Regions from separate parts of the Homo sapiens genome. Here region 2 is linked to region 1. A link is an interaction called in ENCODE POLR2A ChIA-PET data of the cell type or tissue named here. Cell type or tissue: OCI-LY7. All regions are shown on one strand. Each heading gives the region's core, and the rest is flanking DNA. Links, peaks and the distances in the headings are about the cores only. Region 1 has its middle 27 kb from the start of TUBA1A. Region 2 has its middle 22 kb from the start of TUBA1C.

Region 1 (4,392 bases), core at 317-4,316:
AAAAATATACATAAAAAAGAACTAATACTCATTTAAGAGGTAAGAAAAAGAACAGTAAAATAAATAAAAAGTTAGGCTGGGCCTTGTGGCATGGTGGTGGCCACCTGTAATCCCAGCTACTCAGGAGGCTGAGGCAGGAGAATTACTTGAACCCGGGAGGCAGAGGTTGCAGTGAGCCGCGATCACATCATTGCACTCCAGCCTGGGCGAAAAAGCGAGACTGCGTTTCAAGAAAAAAAAAAAAAAATTAGCTGGGCACGGTGGCACACCTGTAATCTCAGCTACTGGGGAGGCTGAGGCAGGAGAACTGCTTGAACGCAGGAGGTGAAGGTTGCAGTGAGCCAAGATCGCAACACTGCACTCCAGCCTGGGCAACAAGAGCTAAACGCCGTCTCAAAAAAAAAAGTCTGACTTACCATTTTTTTTCTTTTGTTGCTTGTGCTTTTGGTGTCATATCTAAGAAAGCATTACCTAATCAAAAGTAATAAAGATTTATCTCTGTTTTCTTCTTCTGAGTTTTATAGTTTTAGCTCTTATATTTAGGTCTTTGATCCATTTTAATTTTTGTGTATGGTGTGAGGTAGGAGTCTGTATTAATTTCTCAGAGCTGCTTTTAAACCACAAACTGAGTGGCTTAAAACAAAAGAAATGTATTGCCTCATAGTTCTGTAGGCTAGAAGTTTGAAATCAAGGCGTTGGCAAGTTTGGTTCCTACCAGAGGCTCTGAGGGAGAATCTGTCCCATGCCTCTCTTCTAGCTTCTGCTGGTGCTGACAATCCTTGGCATTCCTTACTTACCTTGTAGACACCACTACAATTTCTGCCTGTGTTGCTACCGGGCATTCTCACTATGTTTCTGTGTCTTCACATGGCCTTCTTATAAGGACAGTCATTAGATTTAGGGCCCACTCTAATCCAGTAATTCCCCATCTTAACTAACTACATTTGCAAAGATTCTATTTCTAAAGAGGGCCACATTCTGAGGTTGTAAGTGGACACTGAATGTTGGATAGGGTGACACTATTCACACAGCAGAGTCCAACTACATTCCTTTGCATGTGAATATCCAGTTGTCCCAGCACCATTTGTAGAAAAGACTATCCTTTGGAGCACCTTGTTACAGCCTAGCAAGGGTGGAAGTCTAGGCTCCCCACTCAGTCTTGGTGATACAGGTAGGGGTAGGGTCACAGTTCTTTCTGTAGCACTTGGCTGGAGTACAGGAGTTGTTATATAAAGTTTGCTGTCTTGCTAGATTTTCCCTTTCCTGGTTCTTTGGCTAGTGAGAGAAGGTTTTCGTTTTTTGTCTCACCCTTCGGCATTTTTGGATTGTCAGCTTCTTCAGTTCCAAGGCTTCGAGATGTAAGGTAGGAAGAAAACCCAGGAAACTCATCACTATGTTGTTCCTTGGACCCCCAAGATCCCTAGCTTGTCTGCTGCCTTCTCTCCATCTTTCAGTCTTTTTTTTTTTTTCTTTTTGAGACAGAGTCTCACTCTTTTGCCCAGGCTGGAGTGTAGTGGTGCGATCTTGGCTCACTGCAACCTCCACCTCCTGGGTTCAAGCAATTCTGCCTCAGCCTCCTGAGTAGCTGGAATTACAGGCACACGCCACCATGTATGGCTAATTTTGTATTTTTAGTAGAGATGGGGTTTCACCATATTGGCCAGGCTAGTCTTTAACTACTGACCTCAAGAGATCCACCTGCCTCAGCCTTTCAAAGTGCTGGGATTACAGGCATGAACCATCACGCCCGGCTTTTCTTTCAGTCTTCTTATGTTTGTTTTATATATAATGTCCAGGGTTTTTAGTTGTATTTAGTGGGAGGAATTTAGGAAGTATGTCTACTCCACCTTCCCAGTGCACTTAATTTATAGGGCAATTTAAGTAGAATTAGCATCTTTGTAATCTGATACCTCCAAATAATACGTGATATATCTCTCAGTACATTAATCATAATATCTTCATAATATCTCTCAATAAAGATACTATTTTCTTGCAGATGTCTTGTTCTTTTGTTGTTATTGTTGTTGGTGTTAGTGTGAAAGAAAATAGAATCTTGGGACCCCAAACTCACTATGCCAAAGGGACATTAAGCTTGAGAGCTGAATTACTGCATTCCTTTTGTTACCAGATAGCTGTAATTTCACAATCCTGTACCATAGCCTCATTTCCTCTACTTCCCCTTTTCACATGTAAAATGTCAATTTACTGAGGCTAATCAGAGCCTCACAAGAATGTAACAATTCGCCTCACTACCTACCCTACCTCCCGTTTTCCCCCTCCTGCTTGCTCTTTCTCCTTTAAATAATGAAGTTCCCTGCCAGGTATGGTGGCTCACACCTGTAATCCCAGCACTTTGGGAAGCCAAGGTGGACGGATCACCTGAGGTCAGGAGTTCAAGACCAGCCTTGCCAACGTGGTGAAACCCTGTCTAAAGGGGGTTTTGGGAATTCTTAAATTCTAATCGTTTATATGTAAATTTTGCGGACAATTTTTGCATACATGTCATGATGTTACCAGTGGAGGGTGTCCAGGTCCCTGGTGTCTTAAACAAAGATTTGGACAAAATGTACAAAGTAAGGAAAGAATGAAGCAACAAAAGCAGAGATTTGTTGAAAATGAAAGTACACTCCACAGGGTGGGAGCAGGCCAAACATAGGGGCTCAAGGGCTCAGTTACAGAATTTTCCTGGGTTTAGGGTGTGGTGGCTCATGCCTGTAATCCCAGCACTTTGGGAGGCCAAGGTGGGCAGATCACCTGAGGTTGGGAATTCAAGGCCAGCCTCACCAACACAGAGAAACCCTGTCTCTACTAAAAAATACAAAAATTAGCCAGGCATGGCCCGTGGTGGGTGCCTGTAACCCCGGCTACTCAGGAGGCTGAGGCAGGAGAATCTCTTGAACCCAGGAGGCGGAGGGTGCAGTGAACTGAGATCGCACCATTGCACTCCAGCCTGGGTGTCAGAGTGAGACTCTGTCTCAAAAAAAAAAAAAAAAAAAGAAAGAAAGGAAGAAAAAAGAATTTTCTGGGGTTTACATCCCCTCTAGAGGTTCCCACTGGTTACTTGGTGTACGCCCTATGTAAATGAGGAGGATATTTTTTGTCATAGCTGAAGTGTTTTCATTTTCATTTGATTTAGTTCTAGGAAGTCCTTAGGTTCCCTGCCTCTAGTCCCTATTCTCCTGCCTCAGTGAGTGGTGCAAGGTTAGAGATAAGCAGGTCCTTGCATGTTTGTGTCTTTCCACAGTGTCAGGCTTTTACTGATGCTATTGCAATCACAAAAGCCAGGAGCTACACGGAGTTCCCAAGGGGGCAATCTCCTTAGTACTGTTACAGTAGGTAGTTAGACAGGCAAGAGCAGGGCAGGAGAGGGCTCCCTGCACCCACCAGGAATGTCAGGTGACCAATGGTCAGGCAGTTGTCACACTACCTATCTAAAATAATTGGTCACAGCCAGTACCAGGGAGAGGCAGTTTCCCAACAGATAAACACCTGAAATTGGTAATCAGCAGCTTCCGTAAGATCTAAGGAACTGGGCGAGTGGGCTCGAGCATGCACATTAAGAGGCAAAATGGAGGCATATGACCTTCCAGGGCATTCCACCAGAAAAGGGAAGAAAACCTCAGGTGAATATGTTTACAACTCCAGTAAACACACTGCGCATGCTCACCTGCCAGGCGTTAGTAGGCCACTGTGCATGTGGGCAGCTCACCCTAAGGCAAGAATGAAGGGAAAGGGGCACAAAATACTAGAAGTAGACCAGCATATGAAATCCAAGGTCTGGACCGGGCCCAGTGGCTCATGCCTATAATCCCAGCACTTTGGGAGGCCAAGGAGGGTGGATCATTTGAGGTCAGGAGTTCAAGACCAGCCCGGCCAATATGGTGAAGCCCTGTCTCTATTAAAAATACAAAAATTAGGGCTGGGCACGGTGGCTCACGCCTGTAATCCTAACACTTTGGGAGGCTGAGGTGGGCGGATCACGAGGTCAGGAGATGGAGACCATCCTGGTTAACATGGTGAAACCCGGTCTCTACTAAAAATACAAAAAATTAGCCAGGCGTGGTGGCAGGTGCCTGTAGTCCCAGCTACTCAGGAGGCTGAGGCAGGAGAATGGTGTGAACCCGGGAGACGGAGCTTGCAGTGAGCCAAGATCGCGCCACTGCACTCCAGCCTGGGCAACAGAGCGAGACTCCATCTCAAAAAAAAAAAAATACAAAAATGAGCCAGAGCACAGTGGCTCACACCTGTAATCCCAGCACTTTGCAAGGCCGAGGCAGGCGGATCATGAGGTCAGGAGATCAAGACCATCCTGGCTAACACGGTGAAACCTCATCTCTACTAAAAATACAAAAAAAAATTAGCCAAGGGTGGTGGCGGGTGCCTGTACTCCCA
Region 2 (4,392 bases), core at 270-4,269, 82 kb before region 1:
CCCACTTTGAGTATAGTTGCAAGGCTGGTTGTTACAGCAGTCCCCACCCTGGCAAAATCCTCTTGCTGACGGAGCTGAAGGGACAGCTGAGAATGGGAGTGTCCCCAGGCAAGATGCCACAGATTCCCACTGTTATTACAAAAGTTCAGCAGTTACTCAAACATAAACGCTTCTCAGGTTTTTTTCATCCAGGTTGGGGTGCAGTGATCAGAGCTCAATTCAGCTTCAAATTCCTAGCCTCAAGTAATCCTTCTACCTCAGCCTCCTGAGTAGCTGTGACTACAGGCATGTGCCACCACTACCTGGTTAATTTTTTTATTTTTATTTTTTGTGAAGATGGGAGTCTCACTATGTTGCCCAGGCTGGTCTCAGACTCCTGGCCTCAAGTGATCCTCCCACCTTGGCCTCCCAAAGTGCTGGGATTACAGGTGTGAGCCACCGTGCCTGGCTGTTTCTCAGATTATTACATGCCTTTGGTCAATTTTCAGAGTGCCAGAAATGGTCATTTTTGTCAATTTTTTCCACCTTTGTAATTTTTTTTAGGGAAAGAATTTGCCCACCTCTTCACACTGCCATAGCTGGACGTTTCACCCTCCTCAATAAACAAGTGATGAATAAGTGAATAAACCCCTTGTAATTTGTGTTCTGTCTTGACCACTGTACTGAAACTGTCTTATCAAAAATTATCATTTACTTCCCAGGCACTAAAACAGGCTCTGAGTAAGACAGGCCTGGGCTGAATTATAGCTCTGCCACTTAGTCACTGTGTACTTGATGAGTATATTTATCTTCTCCAAGTCTTGTTTTTTTTCTGTTAAATAGCTAAAATAATACCTGGGGTGTTATTATAAAGTTATTATAAGGAAGGTGTGGTCTGAGCAAGCATCTGGGAGGATGCTTCAGAGTCCTTTCCCAACATAGTATTTGTCAGGAGGTCTGAGCTCCTGTTCAGACTGTGAGTCTGGGATGGCCTTCAATCTCATTTTCCATCCTTACACACAGTGGAGACATGACTGGTGGGAATGCAGGGATAAGATCATGAAAACTCTTTGATATTATATCCATTAGACACAACTATAAGGTATTATTATGCCTTATTATGATGTACTTTGTGAACTCTAAAGAATCCCCTCTCTGGGATCATGCCATTGAACTCCAGCCTGGGCAACAAGAATGAAACTCCATCTCAAAAGAAAAAAAAAAATACCTCTCTGGGAAAATTTGGTCATAATAGAATTTCTAAAAATAGGGAAGCTACTCAAATTACTTCCCTTAACTTCCTTCTTCCCTGGACATTTGAACATTTTGAAGATACCGTAGATATCTTCAAAAGACCACGACTATAGATGTAAATTCTTCTTAATCACAAGCTTTCCCATTTTTAGATGTTTCTTCTAAGAAGACATAGTCTCCCAAATCAGAAGGGAAACATCCATTTTGTGGTAAAAGATGGAGAAGGAGAAACATGACCAAACAATGTGTGGAATTTGAAAATGAAAATACTGTGGTGAGTGGTGAGGCCATTTAGAGCCCCATTTAGGGCCTTGCTGAAAATTCAGCTGTTTCTGCAGGCAATACATGTTTTAAAGCAGATTTTTTTTTCTTTTTTTTTTTTTTTTGAGACAGAGTCTCACTCTGTCACCAAGGCTGGAGTGCAGTGGCACAATCTCGGCTCACTGCAACCTCCACCTCCTGGGTTCAAGTGATTATCGTGCCTCAGCCTCCCGAGTAGCTGGGATTACAGGTGCCCGCCACCACACCCAGGTAATTTTTAAATTATTTGTAGATACGGGATCTCGCTGTGTGGCCCAGACTGGTCTTGACATCCTGACAGCAAGAGATCCTCCCACCTTGGTCTCCCAAAGCACTGGGATTATAGGCACGAGCCACCATGCCTGGCCTAAAGTTTTTCTTTTAATGAGATAGTATTACAAGTCTCAATTTCCAGGTTCTAAACCACCAAATGTACCCTTTCCTTAAAGGGAACTGCCTGAGAATGGTTTGCAATGAGCTGATTTTTCTTTTCCAGCCTCCCCTTCCCAAGTCCTCTTAGCCTTCACAGCAAAAAGATTGAGGCTGTAGTGAACCATGATTGCACCACTGCACTCCAGCCTGGGCGATAGAGCAAGACTCTGTCTCAAAATAAATAAATAGATAAAATAATAAAAATCAAAAACAAAAAGCTATCCCTTAGCCATCCTGAACTATGCTATGTGCGATGTTCCCAAGCAAAGGGATAATTGGAGAAGCATCATGACTGACGGAGGAGCTCCTGAGAGCCAAGTAAGAAGCACTCACAGGGTAGCACCTGATTTCTTTTTTTTTCTGGAGATGGAGTCTCACACTGTCACCCAGGCTGTAGGGCAGTGGTGCAATCTTGGCTCACTGCAACCTCTGTCTCCCAGATTCAACCAATTCTCCCGCCTTAGCTTGGCTAGTAGCTGGGACTCCAGGCGCGCGCCACCAGCTATTTTTTGTATTTTTAGTAGAGATGGGGTTTTCTCCATGTTGGCCAGGCTGGTCTTGAACTCCTGACCTCAGGTGATCCGCCCACCTTGTCCTCCCAAAGTGCTAGGATTACAGGCATGAGCCACCGCAACCAGCCTGCACCTTATTTCATCTTAACAAATTCACGGCAAGCTTCTTAGAATTGGAAGTCACGACCGGGCACGGTGGTTCACACCTGTAATCCCAGCACTTCCAGAGGCTGAGGCAGGCAGATTACTTGAGCCTAGAAGTTCGAGACCAGCCCGAGCAACATGTCAAAAACCCTGTCTCTATTAAAAATACAAAAATTAGCTGGGTGTGGTGGTGCATGCGCCTGTAGTCCCAGCTACTCAGGCCACTAAGGTGGGAGGATCAGCTTGAGCCTGGGAGGCAGAGGTTGCAGTGAGCTGAGATCACACCATTGCACTGCAGCTTGGGCAACAGAGTAAGACCCTGTCTCAAAACAACAACAACAGAATTAGAAGTCACAGATGAGCCAGGCGCGGTAGCTCATACCTGTATTCCCAGCACTTTGGGAGGCCGAGGCAGGAGGATTGCTTGAGACTAGGAGTTTGAGAACAGCCTGGGCAACACAGGGAGACCCTGTCTGTATAAATAACAACAACAACAAAAAAATTAGCTGGAAATTAGCTGGGTGTGGTGGTGTGCACCTTCAGTCCCAGCTACTCGGGAGGCTGAGGTGGGAGGATTGCTTGAACCTGGGGATTTGAGGCTGCAGTGAGCTAGGATTGTGCCACTGCACTCCAGCCTGAGTGACAGAGCAAGACCCCATCTCAACACAAAACAAAACAAAAACACACACAACACAAAACAAAAAAACAAAATAACTCCATTTGACTGATTGGTTTGGCCATGGGGACTGGTTTTGCTAGTTAAGTAATATTTTCTACAAATGGAAGGAGCTAGATCTGTGGCTCCAAACCACATTTTTTTCCTCATGCCACCTTGTCTAAGAAGGCTGTAAACTTTTGGCCGGGTGCAGTGGCTCACACCTGTAATCCCAGAACTTTGGGAGGCCAAGACAGGTGAATTGCTTGAGGCCAGGAGTACAAAACCAGCCTGGCCAACATGGTGAAACCCCATCTCTACCAAAAATACAAAAAATTAGCCAGGTGTGGTGGCGGGCACCTGTAATCCCAGTTACTCGGGAGGCTGAGGCAGGAGAATCACTTGAATCCAGGAGGCGGAGGCTGCAGTGGGCTGAGATCACGCCACTGCACTCCAGCCTGGGCAACAAGAATGAAATTCTGTCTCAAAAAAAAAAAAAAAGAAAGAAAGAAGGCTCTAAGTTTTGATGAAAATATGTATAAAGGCTGGGCACAGTGGCTCACACCTGTAATCCTAGCACTTTGGGAGGCTGAGGTGAGCGGATTGCCCAAGCTCAGGAGTTCGTGACCAGCCTGGGCAACATAGTAAAACCCAATCTCTACTAAAATACAAAAAATTAGCCGGGCGTGTCGGCGTGCGCCTGTAGTCCCAGCTACTTGGGAGGCTGAGGCAGGAGAATTGCTTGAATCCGGGAGGCAGAGGTTGCAGTGAGCTGAGATCGCGCCATTGCACTCCAGCCTGGGGGCAGAGCGAGACTCTCAAAAAAGGAAGGAAGGAAGGAAGAAAGGAAGGGAGGAAGGAAGGCAGGGAGGGAGGGAGGGAGGGGAGGAAAATATGTGTAAAGCATTTATCATACACCAGAAATTGCATGAATTGTAACTATTTCAAGTTCTGATGACCACTGCCTTAAACTCACACTCACATCATAATCACCCCATCTTACCTCCTGTCAGTCCCTTCAGGCTGAAGCAAACCACATTCATGCTCCTTGTCACTCTTCCAGGTCTATACCTTTGTATGTGGTCCTGCCAGTTCCTCCAATGGAAACACCTTTCC

Evidence for each region. ChIA-PET counts read pairs that join two places held together with the same protein. Peaks named below come from ENCODE experiments on the same cell type or tissue, not always from the same donor. Only the 100,000 strongest peaks of a DNase experiment are listed, where the experiment ranks them.
Region 2: POLR2A ChIA-PET joins it to region 1 with 5 read pairs; 7 of 35 experiments call an interaction of 5 or more read pairs at or near these places.

The regions. Positions count from the first base shown.
Region 1 is chr12:49,159,408-49,163,799 of GRCh38, reverse strand. No RefSeq gene overlaps it. Among named protein-coding and RNA genes, the nearest start is that of TUBA1A, 27 kb to the left of the region's middle. In OCI-LY7, for the core only: no CTCF peak of the experiment used is centred there; a DNase peak (open chromatin) is centred at 2,179; H3K4me3 peaks cover 1,122 bases; H3K27ac peaks cover 385 bases.
Region 2 is chr12:49,241,377-49,245,768 of GRCh38, reverse strand. It overlaps a transcript of TUBA1C not described here. Among named protein-coding and RNA genes, the nearest start is that of TUBA1C, 22 kb to the left of the region's middle. In OCI-LY7, for the core only: no CTCF peak of the experiment used is centred there; no DNase peak of the experiment used is centred there.